3 separate regions of the Homo sapiens genome follow, and regions 2 and 3 are each linked to region 1. A link is a loop called in an ENCODE intact Hi-C map of the cell type or tissue named here. Cell type or tissue: right lobe of liver. All regions are shown on one strand.

Evidence for each region. Peaks named below come from ENCODE experiments on the same cell type or tissue, not always from the same donor. Only the 100,000 strongest peaks of a DNase experiment are listed, where the experiment ranks them.
Region 2: it touches region 1 in a loop (10-fold over the local background); 4 of 110 quality-filtered maps call a loop at or near these places.
Region 3: a loop joins it to region 1, with 2.4 times the contacts of the local background. A loop is called at or near these places in 2 of 110 quality-filtered maps.

The regions. Positions count from the first base shown.
Region 1 is chr3:12,350,269-12,352,768 of GRCh38, reverse strand. All of the region lies in intron 2 of PPARG (peroxisome proliferator activated receptor gamma), which reads right to left. Among named protein-coding and RNA genes, the nearest start is that of PPARG, 62 kb to the right of the region's middle. In right lobe of liver, no CTCF peak of the experiment used is centred here; DNase peaks (open chromatin) are centred at 1,438, 2,178 and 2,428; H3K4me3 peaks cover 1,118 bases; H3K27ac peaks cover 1,576 bases.
Region 2 is chr3:12,404,837-12,407,336 of GRCh38, reverse strand. PPARG (peroxisome proliferator activated receptor gamma) reads right to left here. Exons shown (of 8, transcript NM_138711.6): 6 at 1,256-1,455. Among named protein-coding and RNA genes, the nearest start is that of TSEN2, 78 kb to the left of the region's middle. RefSeq lists enhancers at 1,159-1,738, 635-1,834. In right lobe of liver, no CTCF peak of the experiment used is centred here; a DNase peak (open chromatin) is centred at 1,386; H3K4me3 peaks cover 602 bases; H3K27ac peaks cover 2,133 bases.
Region 3 is chr3:12,408,876-12,411,375 of GRCh38, reverse strand. All of the region lies in intron 6 of PPARG (peroxisome proliferator activated receptor gamma), which reads right to left. Among named protein-coding and RNA genes, the nearest start is that of TSEN2, 74 kb to the left of the region's middle. In right lobe of liver, no CTCF peak of the experiment used is centred here; a DNase peak (open chromatin) is centred at 1,035; H3K4me3 peaks cover 439 bases; H3K27ac peaks cover 1,302 bases.

The DNA.
Region 1 (2,500 bases):
CTTCAGGAAACATTTTCTTACTCATTTTTAAAAAGCTTTATATTTTAAAAACGGTGACTAATATGTTCAAACTTCAGGCTTCCAGGAAAATTAAAAGGTTAAAATGTAAAGCCATCCATTTCAGCAATTAAGTGACTTAATTTTAATGCTTTAGCACTTATATTATAAAACATGAATCACACTAGCTAACAATCTATTTTTACACAGAATCTGAGAAGAGAAAAATAAAATGAATAGAAATATAGACATCAATACGAGACAATACAAAACAGAAAAGGCTGTGCTAAGAAACTCCAGTAGAAGGAGCTATAGAAATGGAGAACTTATATTTTGCAATGGCCAAGAAAGAAATATTGAAAAGGAGGTATCTGATTCTGACACATCTGAAGAGAAGTTAATAGGTAGTCACTTGCAATAGGCATTTACTGTTTTAGGGACCTCATTTTCTTTATGCATAAAATGTGATGCTTGGAACAGATATTTTTCAAGGTTCCGACAATCTATTCTGCAATGCATTAGGCACTATGCTAGGAAGTATCCTAAGAAATCTAATAAAGAGCACCACTTGGTCCTACACTCTGGGAATTTACAATTCTTTGGGAGAGCTGAAGTGCACACACAATACCTAGATTTCAAAATAGAACAGAAAAGAGCTGAGAGTACTTCAAGAGGAATAAAAGTGCTGCAAGAGGGATAAAAACAGTTATGAGAGATCTCTAACATATGAGATGAAAAGAGGAAAAAGTGACCCTTCAAGTCTAAAAAGCCCTTATGTATTCTTGGGAAATCTATGCAAACTCAGGAAATAAAAATGAACAGGATTGTTTTTGGATATAACTATACCTTTAATGCTTAAAATTCAGGAAATGGGAGCCATGCACAGAGATAAAATAGATTAGGTTAGGTTTCCTTTTTTAAGGTTCTGAACATGTTTTTAAATGAACGCGATAGCAACGAGCTAAGCATTAAAATACTGGAGTGTACACATGATAGTATTAAAACAAACACAACCTGGAAGACAAACTACAAGAGCAATTTTACCCTTACATAAATGCCCCCACGTCCCCAATAGCCGTATCTGGAAGGAACTTTACCTTGTGATATGTTTGCAGACAGTGTATCAGTGAAGGAATCGCTTTCTGGGTCAATAGGAGAATCTCCCAGAGTTTCACCCATAACAGCATGGAATAGGGGTTTGCTGTAATTCACACTGATATTTTGTCTCTATCTAGCAAAAGATCAATCCGTTAAAAGAAAAAGACTTGAAGTAACAGAATTTGTGAATACACCCATGAGTCAAGACATCAGTTTCCAAATATTTGGGAGAGATGGGAATAAACACAGAAAGGACTGGGCTTGAATTGGCTGGCACTGTCCTATTAGGAGCCAGCTGTGACAAAAAGTTGTGTCATAATGTTCACTGCTTTGGCAAGACTTGGTACATTACAGGGAAAATATTGCCACACTGTCTCGCCGGTGACCCACATGTTCAGTGTCTTGTGAGGGGCGTGAACTGTACTGTATTTAGAATTATCAGAGCAGAGACTGTTCAATATCCACTTGCATTTTTTATTGTTGTAAAATTCACAATTGCTTCTTAAATGGAAAACTTAAATCTCTTGCTTATGAAATACCAGAAAGCTTATTTGGGCAAAGTTTTCTTTCGGTGTCTATTCCTGGTTGAATCTCTAATCACATTATTTGAAGAAAAATTTGGAATTCAAATATGTATCCATAGTTTAAACGTTGGTATCAGCATGCTACTGAAATGTTATATTCCTAAGGTACTTACTCTACTGATTTGTGAAGCCCAAAATGATACTGACTGCTATCTAAATTCTGTAAAATTAAATAGCTGAGAGAATGAAGAAGGGTTTGATATGGTTTCAATTTTATACATCGGGTTTGCTTTCTTAAAAACTTCAGCTTATCCATCAATAGCAACTGCAGCAATGTTACACCAGCTGATGTTTGAACATCAATTGATGTTTAAACGATAAGTGCTATGTCATAATGAAAAAATGGAGTTCTCTATGAGAAGAATAACACACCACCAGAAAAAAATAGACTTACGCTGTTAGGTTGGCGAGGAATTGTGGTCAGTTTTGTAATCAGGAAAAAGCTGGCTTCTTGCTCAAGGCCTTTGCCCTTTTTGGCAAGGAGAAATACTAGCTGTGCCAAATTACCGATGTGGGAGCAGGTCTTGTCACATGAGTGGCCTATTAGAATTGCAGTGACTTTGCGGACTTTCAAAGACGCCCCCACACAGGGCAGTATATTAGAAGGCAATAATTCTCTGAATTATACTTATCGTGATATTCTGAGTAAAATAAATATATATCTGGTTAATCTCCATTGAGTAACTATTCATTCTTCAAGGGGACTAGTAAAAGTGTCCCTGTCAATCATGGTGCAAGAGCCTGATGGGGAAATGCTGGCTGGGTCTGAACATCACGGAATAAAGTGGGGGAGTTGAGCAACTGTGCCATTAAGCCCCAAA
Region 2 (2,500 bases), 55 kb before region 1:
ACAAAAAAATTAGCTGGGCATGGTGGCATGCGCCTGCAATCCCAGCTACTCGGGAGGCTGACGCAGGAGAATTGCTTGAACCAGGGAGGTGGAGGTTGCAGTGAGCCGAGATCACGCCACTGCATTCCAGCCTGGCAACAGAGCAAGACTCTGTCTCAAAACAACAACAACAACAACAACAACAAACTGAGGTACAGAGACATGATCCAGGTCATCCAAGCTGATGGCAGAATTGGGACTAGAATTCAGGTACAATTTTATTCTATAATTCCATGTTGTTTTCTCAGTTTCCAGTCAGAGAAGAGCTCTGCTGCTTGGAAAACCTAACTCAGTAACAATTACAACCCATTCTGGGTTTTCTAAACAGTGCTGCTCAATGAGTGAACAGATGTTGGAGAGTCCACTGAAGTAGTCCAGGCAGCTCAGAGCCTTGCAGAAGATAAAATTCACATATGTAATAAAAGGATAGAGCTTCTAGTTGCCCCGGAATAATCAAGAATGCTACAAGGAAAGAAAGGTAACATAATATCTAGAATCTATTTTTATGCCTCATGTTGAACTTCTTAAGAGGTAACTCTAGACCAGCCTGATCAACAAGGTGAAACCCCGTCTCTACTAAAAATACAAAGATTAGCCAGGCATGGTCGTGCACACCTGTAATCCCAGCTACTCGGGATGCTGAGGCATGATAATCGCTTTAACCTGGGAGGCGGAGGTTGCGGTGAGCCGAGATTGTGCCACTGCACTCCAGCCTGGGCGACAAAGTGAGACGACATCTCAAAAAAAAAAAAAAAAAAAAAAAAAGAGGTAACTCTGGTAGTTCTCCTGAAAGGTGAAATAGTGGGATTCAATACCTTTTCTAAACCTAGGTCGGGTTCTTCCCAGAGGAAAGCAAGGCTGCTTGAATGAATATTGCTGTGGCCAGTTATTTTGATGCCGAGAAAGGAGATGGATCCTAAAAGAGGGTGATAGGCTCAGGGGGCTTAAGTTCATTCATTAAAGTTAGGATGACCAATACATTGTTACACTATTCTCAAAAACTTTATGGACTTTTCTCCCTTTTCAAAATAATGTTGACTTGTGCTATCTGAAAACACTTCCTGCGTTTCAGACTCAGCCTGCAATATGTTAACAGCCAACAGTTGAACAATATTCTGTGTGTGCATTTGTAGCGCAGTAAACCATTTACTCAAAGAAACAAAAACCCAAAACAACTTCCCGCCTCCCCCAATGAAGACAGCAGAAGAGAACTAACTGATTTGTCTGTTGTCTTTCCTGTCAAGATCGCCCTCGCCTTTGCTTTGGTCAGCGGGAAGGACTTTATGTATGAGTCATACAAATGTTTTGCCAGGGCCCGGAGGTCAGCGGACTCTGGATTCAGCTGGTCGATATCACTGGAGATCTCCGCCAACAGCTTCTCCTTCTCGGCCTGTGGCATCCGCCCAAACCTGATGGCTATAGAGGAAGAGGAATGACAGGATGAATCATTGGATTACTACTGCTCTGAACACACACTGTGCTCTCCCAGCCCTCGTTCCCACACAGTAGAAGCCCTCCTCCTCCACTGCTCTTGAGTCCTGGTTTCTGTCTACCACTTTGCTCATGTTTTTATTTCACAAAAGTAGCACAGACCATCAGTAAAAATTAAACCGTTAACTTTCATTTTTAAAAGTTAATGCATACTCCTGCTGAGAAAGTGAAAGAATTCGAGTTTAGCAAAGGGAGGGAAGTATGTCGACTTAAACGTGAAATAATTGAGAACCAACTCCTACTCATCCCTCAAGACCCAATTCAAAGGTCACCTTCTTTGTATCCCCAGCACTTGACCTAAGGTCAGGCACTAGAAGGATCAACACGTTTCACGAATTAAAATACGAAACTGTGCAGAATTCAAAGTTGTACAGACATAGGCTTTGTTCTCAGGGAGTTTATAAGATTTGTTTGTCTCTGTTAAAAAGAAATATGGATGGTGCTTTATCACATTTTACTAGTCCAGAGAGCACTTTTACATGTAGCGGAGAGAAGCCATAGTTATCTCCCGACTCTCCAGAGTTACCACTTAATGATGTTTGTCAGAAAGACAAACTGGCTGCCTGTAGGGTGAGGAAGTGTCAAAGAAGATAATGAAAGAAAGAAAAGCAACAAGGAAAATGTAAGAGGGGTTAGTGGGGACTAGTTTGGGGAAAAAATAAACTGTAACTTTTCAACTCAGATATGTTTTCTTTCCTTCTTACCAATATGTTCAGCAAAATATTATTTTGAATCATGTTCCTTTGGGAACACACTTTGGGTTCTATGTTTCCCATAATAAGGGTACCTGGCCATCATGTCCACTGTTCCCCATGCATACATAGCTCTGTTCTTACACTCACGATGTGGTATCACAGCCATGCGTTTTTATGGTGATCGGCTTCACTAGACTATATGCTCCTCGAGCGCAGAGACTGTCATATTTGTTTATGTCTCTAGCAAGACTCTGTCTCTGCTGAATCCCAGAACA
Region 3 (2,500 bases), 59 kb before region 1:
GCAGGGTTTAGAGATTTACGACAAACAAATGAAAACTTAATATGAAGAATTATTCACATGCTAATGAACTAGCACATAACCACAGCTCTTAAAAAAATCAATTGCCAGCCAAAGAGTTACTCAGCAGGCAAACAAGGGTATTGGCCAACTGAGTCCAGCCATTGGAAAAAAAAAATCCAAGTGCTTTTCTTTTTAACTCTATAAAATATTATTTTTAACTTATTCTCTGAAAGAACACACTGGTTTAGATCTTTTACATCTTTAGCTATTCCTGACAGTCCTGGCAATAGAAGAATTTATTTTATTAATATTGATACATGGATGAATGATCCCAGAAGCCTAACTTCTCCAGCAGCCCCAGAAATGAATTGGCACTACTATCCTGATTTTATTTCTACTGGGGTCCCTAAGCCCCTTTCTCTGAGGATTCTGCCTGATGTCTTTCCTTTGGGGAGCAAATTCCAGCTCAGTCGGGCTTTTCCAGAGATAAAGGGAAAAGAACCCATACGTTGTTTAGCTGTAAGTGTAGGATTTAAAAGGACAGATATCTTTCCAATAGCTTTGAGTCACTGGGTTTGATGGCCATTGTAAATTTCAGAATGCACAAACTTAAATGGGTAAGGAAATGTTTTCATAGAAGTTTACATTTCCATATTGATTTTATTCTTCACTAGTTTCATATTTCACACACTATTTAGAAAGACCATTTTTTCCAATGGCACCAGTTTGCTCTTATAATTATAAATACAGTGACTCCACATGTACCTACCATAAACAATGTGATGCTTTGGAACCCAAAGTCCAATATAGCACAAATAAAAAGTTTTATTCCTTATTTGCAGACAGAGTGCAGCCGGAGCTTCGCCATCTCTTAGATAGGGGTGAAAAGTTGGCAGGTACATCAAGCGCTTTTCTATTTATTGTTTTATGACAAACCATGGCACTGAAAATGGTTTTTGAAAACCACTGTTTATTTTCATCAACAAACATGGGATCATGTGACAATGATACGCCCAGTGTGATCATCGCACCAGGGTAATAGTCAAACACTGGGCACTTCCAAAGTCCATTCAGTTATCAAACTGCCTTCATGAAACAGAGCACCTAGTTCTGGCATATGCATGGTTTTCAGAGCGCACAAAGATCTCTTAAATAAGGGGCCTTGGCTGGAGCAAGCCACTGAAAGGGAAATAGGTTGTGGGGACAGTCAGTTCCATCCTATTGAGGGCGGTTGAAAGGTCTACTGCTCCTAAAATTTCTTGTCCGGCAATCTATAGCTGACGATTCCATATCCCATCTTTTCCCAGCCCTAAGCCTAAAATTCCCAAGCATACTCTTATTTAGGCAAAACAATGAAAAGTAGGGCATCATACACCAAGGATATGATGTTAAAGTTGGTAGAAGGGGAGCAGGGGAATTTAATTTATCCATTTTGAAAGGTGCAAGTGGCCCTAGGGAATAAGATACAGGAGAAGGAAGATTAGTTGGGGAGGGGAAGGAGTCCTGGTCTGCCTAGAGGCAAATGCTGAGCGGGCAGGGCGCATTCTACAATAGGCAATGGTGAAATTGAGCAGTAAGATACATTTAAAGAATGGCCTCTTCAATCAAGTCATTTCCTTTTCCAAAGGTTCTGGGTAATTGGTCACCCACTATTCTGAGTAGCCTCCCCCAGCCTTGGCCTAACCAACACTAATGACATCAGTCTCAAGCAGGGTGTATAAGAAATGCAAATTGCTCTGCTGCACAGCCATAGCCACTTTTATATACCTCCCACCCTCTCAAGAGTCCATATTTCTGCAAAACTTTTCCTATCAATGCAAATCTTAACTTTCATGAGTCCTGGCCAAGAGATAACATAATACCCCTGAGATAGATGCTATCAAATGAGTAACATGACCATGTAGATAAAGAACAAATCTCTAGTCTCGTTGGAAATCACATTTTGGTTTTTTTTTTTCCTTTCCCATATTCCTCTCTGAACTGTTTCTTTCCACTAGTGCTTAATTTGATTTTGCAAGATAAGGAGAAGAGAGGGTGCCAAACAATTGTAGTTTAGTTTTGTGTCATCAGTGAATGGATTATTTTAATTTGGCCCAGTCTCTCTTTTTCCAGACCCTGCCTGAATCCAGATCATCAATGATGTCCAGTTTGGTAAGCAAATATTGGGCTAGAGGCCCTCTGTTGAAAGTCCAGAATTTCAAAGGGCATAGGCAACTGTGTTTAATTCAATTAAGCAAATATAGTCTGAGTAACTATTAGGGGCAAGACACAGTCCTAGTTACTGGAAGAAAATGACAAACGCTTGGCCTCTGAACTTGAAAAGCCCATAATCAAGCATTTCGCAGCCCTCTCCTTTAAATAGCTTAATACCTGTTTATTCCATAAAGAACCTCCTTATTTTTTAACTCAAAGATTTAGAGCCAAGGAGTCAACTGGAGTGAGGTATCTTGAGGGTGTCCTCCAGTAACACAGATAAGAGCACGTTGCACACCAGTAGTGT